Linked DNA regions of Homo sapiens: region 2 is linked to region 1. A link is a loop called in an ENCODE intact Hi-C map of the cell type or tissue named here. Cell type or tissue: PC-3. All regions are shown on one strand. Each heading gives the region's core, and the rest is flanking DNA. Links, peaks and the distances in the headings are about the cores only. Region 1 has its middle 29 kb from the start of GOLIM4. Region 2 overlaps GOLIM4 (golgi integral membrane protein 4).

Evidence for each region. Peaks named below come from ENCODE experiments on the same cell type or tissue, not always from the same donor. Only the 100,000 strongest peaks of a DNase experiment are listed, where the experiment ranks them.
Region 2: it touches region 1 in a loop (4-fold over the local background); 4 of 110 quality-filtered maps call a loop at or near these places.

What each region holds. Positions count from the first base shown.
Region 1 is chr3:168,121,178-168,127,994 of GRCh38, reverse strand. No RefSeq gene overlaps it. Among named protein-coding and RNA genes, the nearest start is that of GOLIM4, 29 kb to the right of the region's middle. In PC-3, for the core only: no CTCF peak of the experiment used is centred there; no DNase peak of the experiment used is centred there; H3K27ac peaks cover 1,015 bases.
Region 2 is chr3:168,050,321-168,057,137 of GRCh38, reverse strand. All of the region lies in intron 1 of GOLIM4 (golgi integral membrane protein 4), which reads left to right. Among named protein-coding and RNA genes, the nearest start is that of GOLIM4, 42 kb to the left of the region's middle. In PC-3, for the core only: a CTCF peak has its summit at 3,822; no DNase peak of the experiment used is centred there.

The DNA.
Region 1 (6,817 bases), core at 696-5,695:
AAGCATTATGTTAAAAAGACTATTATAATACTGTGATAAGGGTGACAATAGAGATGGGATCACAGTGCTAGAGTGGCTCCATAGCTCTCTACTCCTCCCCCATACCTCTCAAACATGACTCCATTAAGTTGTACCCAAGTGTAAAGGGCTGGCAAAGGAATCGTGACCAACTCAACATTCCACTGGAGTCTATATGATCAAACAGAAAACTGTTTATTATGAATGGAGGATATGGGCAAAATCACATCTGCTCCAGCTGCCAGAAGTTTTGCTGAAGGCAATCACCCCCTGGTGCCATGCTTCTTGAGGTTATCTACTGGGATATCTAGAGCCTATTGTTCAAAGAATGCAGTCTTGCAAGCCTGCTGTTAGTCAAACTGCTGACCTACAATCACCCCCCTTCTTGCTATCTCTTTCACCTAATAAATACAGAAGGCTGAAAAAGCTCAGGGCCTTTGTTCACTAGAAGCAAGGAGCCCCCTGACCCCCTTCTTCCAAATATACACTTTTGTCTTTATCTTCATTCCCACATTCATCATCCTTTGTTCAGTCCACCAGGAATTGAGGTCGGCGACACCCAAGGAAAAAAGTAAGGCACTAGCCCAATAATTTTACAAAGTATTAATATATATGTATATAATACTTGCTAAAAATGAGAGGAGTATAAATATCTCAGAACTAAGGCAAACTCATCCAGTATGCAAATAAAATTTAAAATGAGACCTGAAAGGAATGTAAGAAAAGAGAAAACAGGAGAAGAAAAGAGTGTTCTAGGCAAAAAGAGCAGACTGTGTAAGGACCATGAGGTAGAAAAAAAATCAAATAAGGACCTTGAGAAGCTCCATAGAGCCTAAGGCCTGAGCATGACATTGGCATAATACACAGGGTTGCATTTAAAACTTGAAGAAAGTCAAAAGCCGTGAAAAGGTAGTCCATTTGCTTATTTTTGCTTTTGTTGCCTGAACTTTTAATATAATATCCAAAACATGGTTGCAAGGCCAATATCACAGAGATTTTCCTATGTTTTCTTCTAGTAGTTTTATGGTTTCAGGGATTACATTTATGTCCTTAACTTGTTTTGGGCTGATTTTTGTGTATGGTGTGAGGTAAGGGTCTAGTTTCTTTCTTTTGCATGTGAATATCCAGTTTTCTAAACAGCATTTATTGAAAAAACTATTCTTTCCCCATTGTGTCTTCTTGCAGAGCTTGTCAAAAATTAGTTGCCCATATATGCTAGGGTTTATTTCCGGCCTCTCTATTCCGTCCAGTTAGTCTGTGTGTCTGTTTTAATGTCAACATCATACTGTTTTGGTTACTATAGCTTAGTAATATAATTTGAAATCAGAAAGTATGATGACTCCATCCTTGTTTTTCTTTATGGAAATTGTTTTCAGGGCCTTTTGTGGTTTCATACAAATTTTAGAATTGATTTTTTTATTTCTACGAAAAATGCACTTGAAATTTTGATAGAGGTTGCTTTGAGTCTGTATAATGCTTTAGGTAGTATGGACATTTTAACAATATTAATACTTCCTGTCCACGAGCATAGGGTATCTTTCTATTTCTGTGTGTCTTCTTAAACTTCTTTCATCAATATTTTACAGCTTTTAGCATGCAGATATTACACTTTCTTGGTTAAATTTATATCTAAGCATCTTAATTTTTTGATGCTATTGCAAGTGAGATTATTTACTTGATTTCTTTTATGGACAGATTATTATTAATGAAAAGAAATTCAATTTTTTTGTATGTTGATTCTGCATCCTGCTACTTTTAGGGTTTTCTACATGTGTCATTGACAAAAAGGGATAGTTTTACTTTTTCCTTTCCAATTTGGATGTCTTTTTTTTTTTCCTGTCTTATTGTTCTTGCTAATATTTCAGCCCTTTGTTGAATAGAAGTGGCAAGAATGGGCACCCTTGCCTCCTTGCCTGGTCCCTGATTTTAAAAGAAAAGCTTTCAGTTTTTCCTATTGATTAGATTAGCTGTGTGATTTTCATAAATGGCCTTTAGTATGTTGAAGAAAAAATTTCTAGCTATATTTTGTTTAGAGTTTATATCATGAAAGAACATTAAACTTCTTTGAACTACATCAAACTGAAAAGCTTCTGTACAGCAAAGGAAACAATCAACAAAAGGAAAAGTCAGCCTATTGATCAGGAGGAACTATTTTCAAACAGTATATCTGATAAAAGATTAATAAAGACATAGGGAATTCACACAGCTCAATCTCTCTCTCTCTCTCTCTCTCTCTCTCTCTCTCTCTCACACACACACACACACACACACACAGAGATAATAGAATTTAAAAATATGCAAAGAACCTGAAAAGACATTTTCCCAAAAAAGACGCAAAAACAGCCAACACACATATAAAAAGGTGCTTGACATCTCTTATCATCAGGGAATGCCAATCAAAATCATAATGAGATATCACCTCACACCTGTTAGGATAGCTATGATCAAAAAGACAAGAGATAATACATATTGGCAAGGGTGTGGAAAAAAGGGAACGTCTGTGCACTGTTGATGTGAATGTAAATTGGTACAGCCATTATAGAAAACAATATAGAAGTTCCTCAAAAAATTGAATATTGAATCACATGACCAAGCAATCCCTCTGCTGTGTATATACCCATAGGAAGTGAAATCAGCACCTTGTAGTGATATCCACACTCCCATGTTCATAACAGCATTATTCAGAATAGCCAAGTTATAGAAACAACCTAAGTGTTCATCAACGTATAAATGGATAAAGAAATTGTAATTTATAAATACAAGGGAATATTAATCTGACTTAAAAATGGAGGAGATAGGCAACAACATGGACGAACATGGAGGACTTTATGCTAAGTGAAATAACCCAGACAGGCAAATATTACATGACCACACTTACATGTGGAATCTAAAAGTAAATTAAATACATAGAAACAGAAAGTAGAATAGTGCTTACCAGGTGTAAAGGAGGACAAGGAAATGGGGAGATGTGGGTCAAAAGGGTACAAAGTTGCTGTTATACAGGAGGAAGAGTCTAGAGATCTAATGTACAGAAGAAAAGACTGTAGTTAGTAATATGGTATTGTATACTGAAAGTTTATTACCACACATGCGCACGTGCACGCGTGCACGCGTGCACACACACACACACACACACACAACTGAACAGTAATAGATATGTTAATTCACTTACCTGTAGCAATCATTTTAATATGTGTATATATATATAATATTGTACATCATAAATGTGCACAATACAAAAAGCAGTGAAAATGGTGAAAATGTGCTTGTGCCTGTCAGGAATCTCCTGTGAATGGACATGTCACAAATTTAGGGGCTAAGATTTTAAAAAGCATCAAGGTCCTGTCTTAATGAGTTTTCTCCAGGTTTTACACTCTTCCCAATTCCATAATCTTTGGGAGATATGACAGAACTAAAAGCTTCTGCATTCTCTTCCCCAAAATAGGGTTTTATGAGATGACATCTGAGGGAGAGTGAAGTTAGTCACACTTGATGGATATTTGAGAAGTCAGAAGTGTTACAGTATCATGTTTAATCACAAGAAGTTCCTCAATTAATTGTCTTGCTAGTAAGCACTAAATGAAAATAGCTGAAGATCTAGTCCTATATTGCAGAAATCTATGTACTAAAATATGAACAGGAAGCCTAAGAATAGAGCTACAGACAAATAAAACATCTGTATGAAAGTTCTAAATTTCCAAATTTCCAATTAATTAAATGTAACAGAAAAAAAGTCATGGCCATGTTGCTACAATTATTTATTTTTAATTTGCATCTCCTACACTCCCAAAGTCAATGGAAAAATATCTAACGGCTACAGTGGTGTGATCACAGAAAAAAAAGCAGTTTCCATTTTTGAGTTTCTGCTTCCTATTATTCAGACGCACTTTGGAATTTTTTCTCCACAATTTAAATCTTGGTTGCTGCCCTGTTACTTAGCCAACATTGCATGATTTTAATTGAGTGTGGCTGTATCTCAGAGGGAAAGGGCACCAAATTTGTAAAGCAAACATCATACCAGCATGGCTCAAGGCTTGCTATTTGTTCTCCTGGCTGATTTACAATTTCCAGATATATAAGAAACTGAATCATTATGGAATCAAAGTCCCTATTAAAATGCTGTGTTTATCACATGAATCAGCAAGATGCAGTAAGTTAATATTGGCTTCCCAACACAATGAATCAATGGAGTATTTTGAAGTTATATATTTAATTTCTTGTTCAGTTGTATTGTGGGTTTATTCAAGGGTTGCATAATCACTCAATGAGCCTACTATTCTGGGTCCAGAACTCCTGGGATACTCTCCAAAACAGTGTTCTCCTTCATCAAGATAGTTTATTACTAGTATGTTATATAACCTAACAGCCTAAGTAATTATTGAAACAACATTTTTCTCCATGAAATTTAAAATCTACCAAACTTCAAAGTCAAAATAAGTAACTCATTTTTTCCTATAAATACAATAGACTAGAACTAGCCACAACTCCAATAGAGTCAACAATGACAATAAGGACATAAAAGAATAAACTGAGCACCATTGGTGATACAGCTACTCAAAAGCCTTTTCTTCTTTGCTTTGCCAACAAGGCGCCGATTTTTTTGACTTGATAATGAGCCTTAAAGTCCATGCCCTTCTAGATTTTCTTGCAGCTGGGGGTGACCATGTGTTTACACAGTAAGACAGTTTGAATTCTTAGTGAGGTTTCCAGTAAAGCTATTGTTTTCCCGAACGTTAAAAAAAAAGAAAAAAAGAAAAGAAAAGAAAACACAAGAAAAGAAAAGAAAAAAAAGGGAGAGAGGGATAAAGGGAGAGAGAGAAAGAAAAGACTTTATCTTTTTTTCCTGCCTGGCACTGAGAAGTAGGGGCTGGCTGTGAAACAGCTATTCTATAACATTGAGATGGAGCAACAAATAGAATGATCTGCATCCTTAATGATGATCCTTTTGAGCAGCTGTGCCTGGGTTCTGGACATCCTCCTTGCAGATATCTTATTATTTAAGAAGAAGAACCCCCTTTATGTTCACGGAAGAGTGGTCAGAATTTTGTGACATGTGGCTGAAAGAAATACAAGTGATATATAGTTGACCCTTGAACAACACAAGTTCGAACTGCACAAGTTGAATTATGTGCAGATTTTCTTTTGCCTCTGCTGCTCCTGAGACAGCAAGACCAACCCCTCCTTTTCATCCTCCTCCTCAGCCTACTCAACATGAAGATGGTGAGGCTGAAGACCTTGATGATGATCCACTTCCACTTAATAAATAGTAAAAATATTTTTTCTTTATGACTTCCTTAACAACATTTTCTTTCTCTAGCTTACTTTATTGTAAGAATATGGTGTATAATACATATAATATAAAAAACATGTTAATCAACTGTTTATGTTATCAGTAAGGCTTCTGGTCAACAGTAGGCTCTTAGTAGTTAAGTTTCTTGGGAGTCAAAATTATATGCAAATTTTCAGTGCATGGAACGTCAGTGACCCTAACCCTCATGTTGTTCAACAGTCAACAGTAATACCTGCTCTATGTGTCCAGTGCCTTTGTGTTGCACCAGCTCAGGGAAAATCATTTACTTGTGTCTGGTACAACCCAGTGGGCCTGTAGCTCCCACACACTACATGTGTCCTGGGGATTTAAAGATTCATGAAGTATGGATTCTCCCTCTCAGGAACTTAGAACCTAATAAGTAGAGACAAATTTGTAAATAGTTACAATATAATGCTACCTGGGAAGTCAGGGTTTCATAAAGTGTGCTCCCTGGGACAGCACTTAAGTTAAATTTGCCTATGATCACACAAGTTTGGGAAACTTACTGTATCTTAAAGGCTCTGACGTGTCCTGTAGCAAGTAGTCTTTTTAACTTTCTTTGACCTACTGTTTCTTCAAACTATATAATAATAAAACCATTTTCCCCCTGAGGCAGTGCCTCTTACTGTTCAAAGAAACATATTTGAGGAAATGTTTTATTTAGTGATTTAACACAGTTATAACTTCAGTGTTATGGCAAATGTTATCTGTGGAAATAATTCAGTCATCTTTTAATTATTCACAAATTAGTCCCACTGCTGTGGGTTGAATTGTGTAACCCCAAAATACATGTTGAAGTTTTAACCTCCCATATCTTGAAAGTAACCTTATTTGGCAATAGGGTCTTTACAGATGTAATTAAGAGATAAACTAAGAAGAAGTCATACTGGACTAGAGTGTGCTCTAAATCCAATCATAGGGGCTTTTATAAGAAAATCACTGGTGTCCTTAGAACAGAGGACACAGAGGCACACAGAGCAGAATGCCATGTGATGACAGAGGCGAGATCTGAGCGATGTGGCTGCAAGCCAAGGAACACTAGGATTGCTGGCCACAACCAGAAGCCAGGAGAGAGCCAGAGAATAGATTCTCTACCTGAGCCCCCGAAAGGAACCAGCCTGGATGACATCTTGATTTGGACTTACAGTCTGCAAAGCTATGTGGGAATAAATTTCTGTTGTTTTAAGCCACTTAGTTTGTGGTACATTGTTATCTCAGCCCTAAGAAACTGACACAATATCCTACTTCCTATTTGGCTTCTCTCAATTCTATTTGTACTTGAAACTTTTCGTGGTACTTTCTCTCCAAGTCTAGCAGCTGCAGGATGGGAAAGGAATGGCTTGAAGTCCAGAAGAATTTGAGCCCTGGCTCAGCCTGTTTTTAACTCCTTGAATTCAGGCCAGTTACTCAGATGGTCTGAGTCTGTTTTCTCAGCTATAAAATAGAGATTAAAAACTTTCATTCATTCTTTAATTCATCCATTCATCT
Region 2 (6,817 bases), core at 829-5,828, 71 kb after region 1:
AAAACCATCAGCTCTCGTTAGACTTATTCACCGTCATGAGAACAGCACAGGAAAGACCTGCCACATGATTTGGTTACCTCCCACCGGGTCCCCCCCTCAACATATGGGAATTCAAGATGAGATTTGGGTGGGGGACACAGCCAAACCATATCATTCCACCCCTGACCCCTCCCACATCTCATGCCCTCACATTTCAAAACCAATTATGCTTTCCCGACAGTCCCCCAAAGTCTTATCTCATTTCAGCATTAACTCAAAAGTCCACAGTCCAAAGTCTTATCTGAGACAAGGCAAGTCCTTTCTGTTTATGAAGTTGTAAAATCAAAAGCAAGTTAATTACTTCCTAGATACAATGAGGGTACAAGCATTGAGTAAATACAGTCATTCCAAATAGGAGAAATTGGCCAAAACACAAGGGCTGGGGGCCCCACGCAAGACCAAAATCCAGCAGGACAGTCAAACCTTAAAGCTCTGGAACTATCTCCTTTGATTCCATGTCTCATATCCAGGTCATGCTGATGCAAGAGGTGGGTTCACATGGTCTTGGGCAGCTCCGCCCCTTTGGCTTTGCAGGGTACAGCCTCCCTCCCAGCTGCTTTCATGGGCTCGTGTTGAGTGTCTGTGGCTTTTCCAGGTGCATGGTGCAAGCTGTTAGTGGATCTGCCATTCTGGGGTCCAGAGGACAGTGGCCCCCTTCTCCCCAGTAGGGACTCTGTTTGGGAGCTCCAACTCCACATTTCTCTTCCACACTGACCTAGCAGAGGTTCTCCATGAGTGCCCTCCCCCTGAGCAAACTTCTGCCTGGGCATCCAGGCATTTCCATACATCTTCTGAAATCTAGGTGGAGGTTCCCAAACCTCAATTCTTGACTTCTGTGCACCCACAGGCTCAGCACCGTGTGGAAGCTGCCAAGGCTTGGGACTTGCACCTTCTGAAGCCATAGCCCAAGCTCTATGTTGGTGCCTTTCAGCCATGGCTGGAGCATCTGGGACACAGGGCACCAAGTCCCTAGGATGCACACAGCACAGGGACCCTGGGCCTGGCCCATGAAACCACTTTTTCCTCCTAGGCCTCTGGGCCTGTGATAGGAGGGGCTGCTGTGAAGACCTCTGACATGCCCTGGAGACATTTTCCGAATTGTCTTGGTCGTTAACATTTGGCTCCTAGTTACTTACGCAAATTTCTGCAGCCAGCTTGGATTTCTTTTCAGAAAATGGGATTTTCTTTTCTGTCACATTCATCAGGCTGCAAATTTTCTGAACTTTTATGCTCTGCTTCCCTTTTAATACTGAATGCCTTTAACAGCACCTGAGTCACCTCTTTTTTTTTTTTTTTTGAGACAGAGTCTTGCTCTGTCGCCCAGGCTGGAGTGCAGTGGCATGATCTCTGCTCACTGCAAGCTCCGCCTCCTGGGTTCACACCATTCTCCTGCCTCAGCCTCCCGAGTAGCTGGGACTACAGGTACCTGCCATCACGCCCAGCTAATGTTTTTTTTGTATTTTTAGTAGAGACGGGGTTTTACCATGTTAGCCAGGATGGTCTTGATCTCCTGACCTCATGATCCCTCCACCTCGGCCTCCCAAAGTGCTGGGATTACAGGCGTGAGCCACCGCGCCCGGCCCTGAGTCACCTCTTGAATGCTTTGCTGCTTAGAAATTTCTTCCACCAGATCCCTAAATCATCTTTCTCAAGTTCAAAGTTCCACAGATCTCTAGGTCAGAAGCAAAATGCCGTCAGTCTCTTTGCTAAAATATAACAGAAGCCACCTTTGCTCCAGTTGCCAACAAGTTTCTCATCTCCATTTGAGACCAGCTCAGACTGGATTTCAGTGTCCATATCATTATCAGCATTTTGCTTAAAGCCATTCAGCAAGTCTCTAGGGAGTTCCAAACTGTCCCACATCTTTCTGTCTTCTTCTGAGCCTCCAAGCTGTTACAGCCTCTGCTTGTTACCCAGTTCCAAAGTCATTTCTACATTTTTGGGTATCTTTTCAGCAGCACCCCACTCTACTGGTACCAATTTACTGTGTTAGTTTGTTTTCATGCTGCTGAAAAAAACATACTCCAGACTGGGCAATTTACAAAAGAAAGCAGTTTATTGGACTTACAGTTCCACATGGCTTGGGAGGCCTTACAATCATGGCGGAAGGTGAAAGTTACGTCTCACATGGCAGCAGACAAAAGAAGAGAATTTGCGCAGGGAAACTCCCCTTTTTAAAACCATCAGATCTCATGAGACTTATTCACTCTCATGAGAACAGTACAGGAAAAACCTGCCCCATGATTAAATTATCTCCCACTGGGTCCCTCCCACCACATGTGAGAATTCAAGATGAGATTTGGGTGGGGACACAGCCAAAGCATATCACAGGGATACGATAATGAGATAAAGTAATTCAGAAATTCTCGCCCTCAATCGAGGTTCTGTTCTTTTGTGATAGACAGGGAATTAATAAGTAAAAATTATTATTTTACTTATTTATAACAGTAATAAAAATTATTATTTTATAATTAATAAATTATGTTTAATTAATAAGTAAAAACAAAGCATGATGATCAGCACTAAAGAGAAAAATAATGTAGGAAAGGAGACGAAGTATTGAGGGCAGAAAGCTAGTTGCAATTTTAGACAGGATGTTCTGGGTGTGAACGCATCTTTCTAGTGAGGATCTGAAGGAAGTAAGGGAGCTAGTTGCTCAGATACCTGGAGCAAGAGCAGTGAGGCTCAAGGAAAGGCAGTAGGAGGGGCTGAGGGGAAAGTGTGCCTGGCATGTTCAAGCCTAACAGAGAGGCTGCTGGGGTCGGGCAGGATGAACGATGGGGTAAGGCCCTGTGAGGGCCTTGTGGGGTTTCACTCCCGATGTGGTGAGAAGCCACTGGGAGGTTTTGCCCCCCCAGGCCTGGGCCTTGAATGTGTGGGAAAGGGCTTATTAAAAATTAAATTCAGCCATAAATTATGAAGCAGACTCAAAAGATTGAATTTTATTGAAGGAATGAAACTGGAATTGAGTGAGAAGTAAAATCTGGGTTTCATGGTTTGGGAGTCATCTGTGAGAGGTTGTAGTTAAATTTTGAAGATGGATGCAGAACTCTGAGGAGACGTTTTTGAAGGAAACGAGAGGAGGAACCAAAGTCTGTGCCCTAGCGATGTCCTTCCCTACTTCTGGGCACTGGAGGGAGAGTCCTGTGTCAGCCTTAAAATGGTAATAGTGGTCCACCTCCTTTTTCTTTTTATTTCTTTCTTTTATGGGGGTTGTTTTCTAGGAGATCTCCAGTATTCTGTCTTAGACTTCTTGTAAGGTAAAATTATGGAAGAAGGAAGGAAAAGTAATTGAAAGAATGCATGATGTTGACTTTGTGTTGACCCATCAACTTGTTCTTTTATGGAGGAATGGGATGGGCAGGTGGCTGGCTTCCACCCCACCTCTGGTGATTTAGAATTACAACCAAAAACTGTCACATAAAGGCTCTTAATTTCTATGACATTAGCCCCAAAGAAACCCTCAAAAGTATTGAAGTCTGAGACGTATATTAATTTCAATTTATTCTCCTTTTTGTGTCATCTTTCTTAGTATTAAGCTTAAACATTCTTCAATCACAATTATCAAAAGCATACTTTGTTCATTTTAATTTTTGTTTTATATATAAGAAGATAGAGGTACTTGCAAATCTCAATGTTTTCACAAGTTGAATTGTGTGACTTTCATACCAAGCTTCTGTTGTTTGTTGTTTGTTTTTTAAAAATAAAACATTATGTTATAGTCGGGACCAAAAACAAAATTTCACAGGCTATTTCTTCTGCCAAAGAAACATTGCCCTCTCTTGGTTTAAGATGTCAAAACACTTAGCAGTGTTTTCTGCCTAATTTTGGAGTGTTGCTTTCTGATTATGAATTGGAGCAGTTTGCCTTGAAATTGCATAGATATGCATTTTGCCCATAAGTGAATGTATACAGCTGATTTCTCGTGTGACTTTCAAATGGAAGTCAGAGTTAAAATGGAAAATTGCTGTAGGAAGCTGGCACGTTTTTAAACTCCTGAGTGCTTTTGGGGGGAATAGAACCTCTTTCCATTCCTGGTTGCATGGAAAATATTAAACCCCTTTTAAGTAAGCAGGAGATGAGATGAGTATTATGGATTTTCATCTTTTTCTCCTGAGTTCTTGGATTCAAATCCTATTCCTGTTGCAGTGTTATTCTGCATTAAAGATCTTGACTGCTGAGATTGAACCATTATTTTCATACTTATTTTTCCTTAAACTTGTTTGGTGCTATGAGAATATTCAATATATAGCTTTTTGTTGCAGAGATTTTAGCAGCATTAGTTCATCTTGACTGATGCCCTTGACTTCAGAGTATAAATAGAAAAATAGAGATAGGTGACAAGGATTGATTAGCTATCCTCATTCTAAGTGAAACAGTAAACCTAGCTAGATAAATCACAGCTCAAAAGCCTGGAGAATGCATGGTAAAAGAAAGAAAGGTAGTGCGTATGTGTGTGTATGTGCTTAATAGTGAAGTTTTCTAAAAGAGGTACAAGCACAGAAATTCTATATGGTCTGTTCTACTGTCTTTCCGTTTTTATTTTCAAAAACTTAAGGGTTTAAATAACATATGGAATTATTATTTGCTTTTTCTTTTATTTAAAGAAATTTTTTAAGTAAAAGAAAACTGAGACCAATGTCATTGCCTTTTTAAGTCAGATATATGTGTGTGTATACATCTGTGTGTGTGAGAGAGAGTGTGTGTGTGAGAGAGTGTGTGTATGTGTATATATATATATATGCACATATATGCATATACACATACATATGATTACTTTGTTATTAGACTTTAACTGTAGGGTTGGAAGGGCTCAGGGGAGATCGCCTGATTTTTTTCTCTGGCACTTTTAAGCTATTTAAGCATTTTAATAGTGTTTACTCTGTGCCAGGCAGTATTCTAAGCACTTGATATATATGAACTCATTTAACTCTGACATTCAGCCAAAGAGATACATCTATTATTATCCCCACAAACCGTACAAGGAAACTGAAGTTCACAGAAGTTCAGCAGCTCACCTCATGAGAAATGAAGCTGGGATTTTAACCCAGGCATCAAGGCTGTGTCTTCAGCCCTTATATTAGCACCTGCCTCTCTCCCTCTCCTCCTCTTCTTTCTAGATTTTTCAGTTCGAAGGGCCAGTTTTCACTCTGACTTCCCTTTACCTGATGTGGTTTCTTCAGCCTATAGTTTGAGCCTTTTTCAGTTTGTTTTCCTTTATTCTTTTCTTGAGCCTGGTGAAGAACAACCCTTCTCCATGTCTCCATCCGTCACCGCTGCTCCATTCTTTCACCCTCCTCCTCCTCGGTGATATTCTCCAGCCTTCAAACCATTTCTGAATTCTTAAGTTACATTACATCAGGATTAGAAGCTGCTGTTATAACGACGGCTTGTCCAGTTCTGAGTAAGATAGTATTAATAGCACAATTACCTCATAGTTTCTACATATATATACTCTATTCCTGTTTGCCACATCTTTTTTCTCCTGTATTTGCAAAAATACATTCTTCTTGCGTTAACAGTTTGCTATTATGATGCCATGCATGTAATCATGAGTATTTCTCAGCTTTTCTAAGACCTTTGAATTTTAACAATAATTCGCAAACACGCTTGCCTTTCTGTGGACATTTTATGGGATTTATTCAGGTTATTTATGAAAGTTTATAACTGTGTCCTATGATCTCCTGGCTCTTGAGACACACTGCTGTTAATATGTCAAATATGTAAATTTCCATTTAGTGTGGAACTGTCAAAGACAGTTGTATGATTCAGTTTGATAAATGGGTACTTTGGGCCAGCTGTCAGGGTATTATCTTCCTGACTGAATCCAAGGGAAGAGAATAAAGAATGGAATACCATCCTGCACCCAGCACTCTTCACCCATATCCCCCACACTCCCTCTCTACTTGGTTTCATCTAGCAGAGCCTCCATTCTCTTACTGAAGATGAAATCATGCTGATGAGTTCTGTCCTTCCTAAGCCAAAGATAATTATGACCTGATTATCTGGTACCACACAATATTAAGTTTGCAAAAGTGAGTTTACCCTGATTGCTGCTGCATTGTATTAAGTAAACAGCAATTCCACCAGATTGTAATTTGTAAATTCAGCTTTTTTCCCCTCTATCCTTGACCTTCTACAATAATGTTTAATATTTAGTCTGAGGTGACTGGGGTGGGTGATGAACAGTCTGCCTTGTATGTTTTTCTTGACTATGCTGCTAGGTTTTATTATTATTATTATTATTATTATTATTATTATTATTATTATTATTATAGGTGTTGCTAGGTTAGAATTGTTTCCGCCTATACTGGGGACTTTGCTGCTGTAGGATCTTGGATAGTTCACCTGTTCCTTTCTTTGAAAGTTTTGCATGATTGCTGAAATTCAGTCTATAATATGTCCATTAGTGCAATCAGATTCACTTTTAACTGGCATATTTATGCCCTTATAACTTTCTACCCAGACGGTGAGAACTTTGGCCAGTGGATTGGCGGTGAAGGGAGTGTTTTTCCTTCCAGCTGGGGAGCTTACGTGTTCCTGAGCATCCTATTCTTGCCTCTGTTTTATCATGATAGTATTGTAATTTAGCTCTTTCCCTATATGTTTCCCCCACCTCAGTGAAATTCTCAAAGACTGTGAGTGCACAGTTCAGGGCCTGGCTTCGTGATGTTCTATAGGGCTAATCTTACACTTTCCTTTCTTTATTCCAAACTTAATTTAAGATGGGGCTATTAGTAGTAATCCAAGGAACCTCTTAGTTTTGAAAGGATTTTAG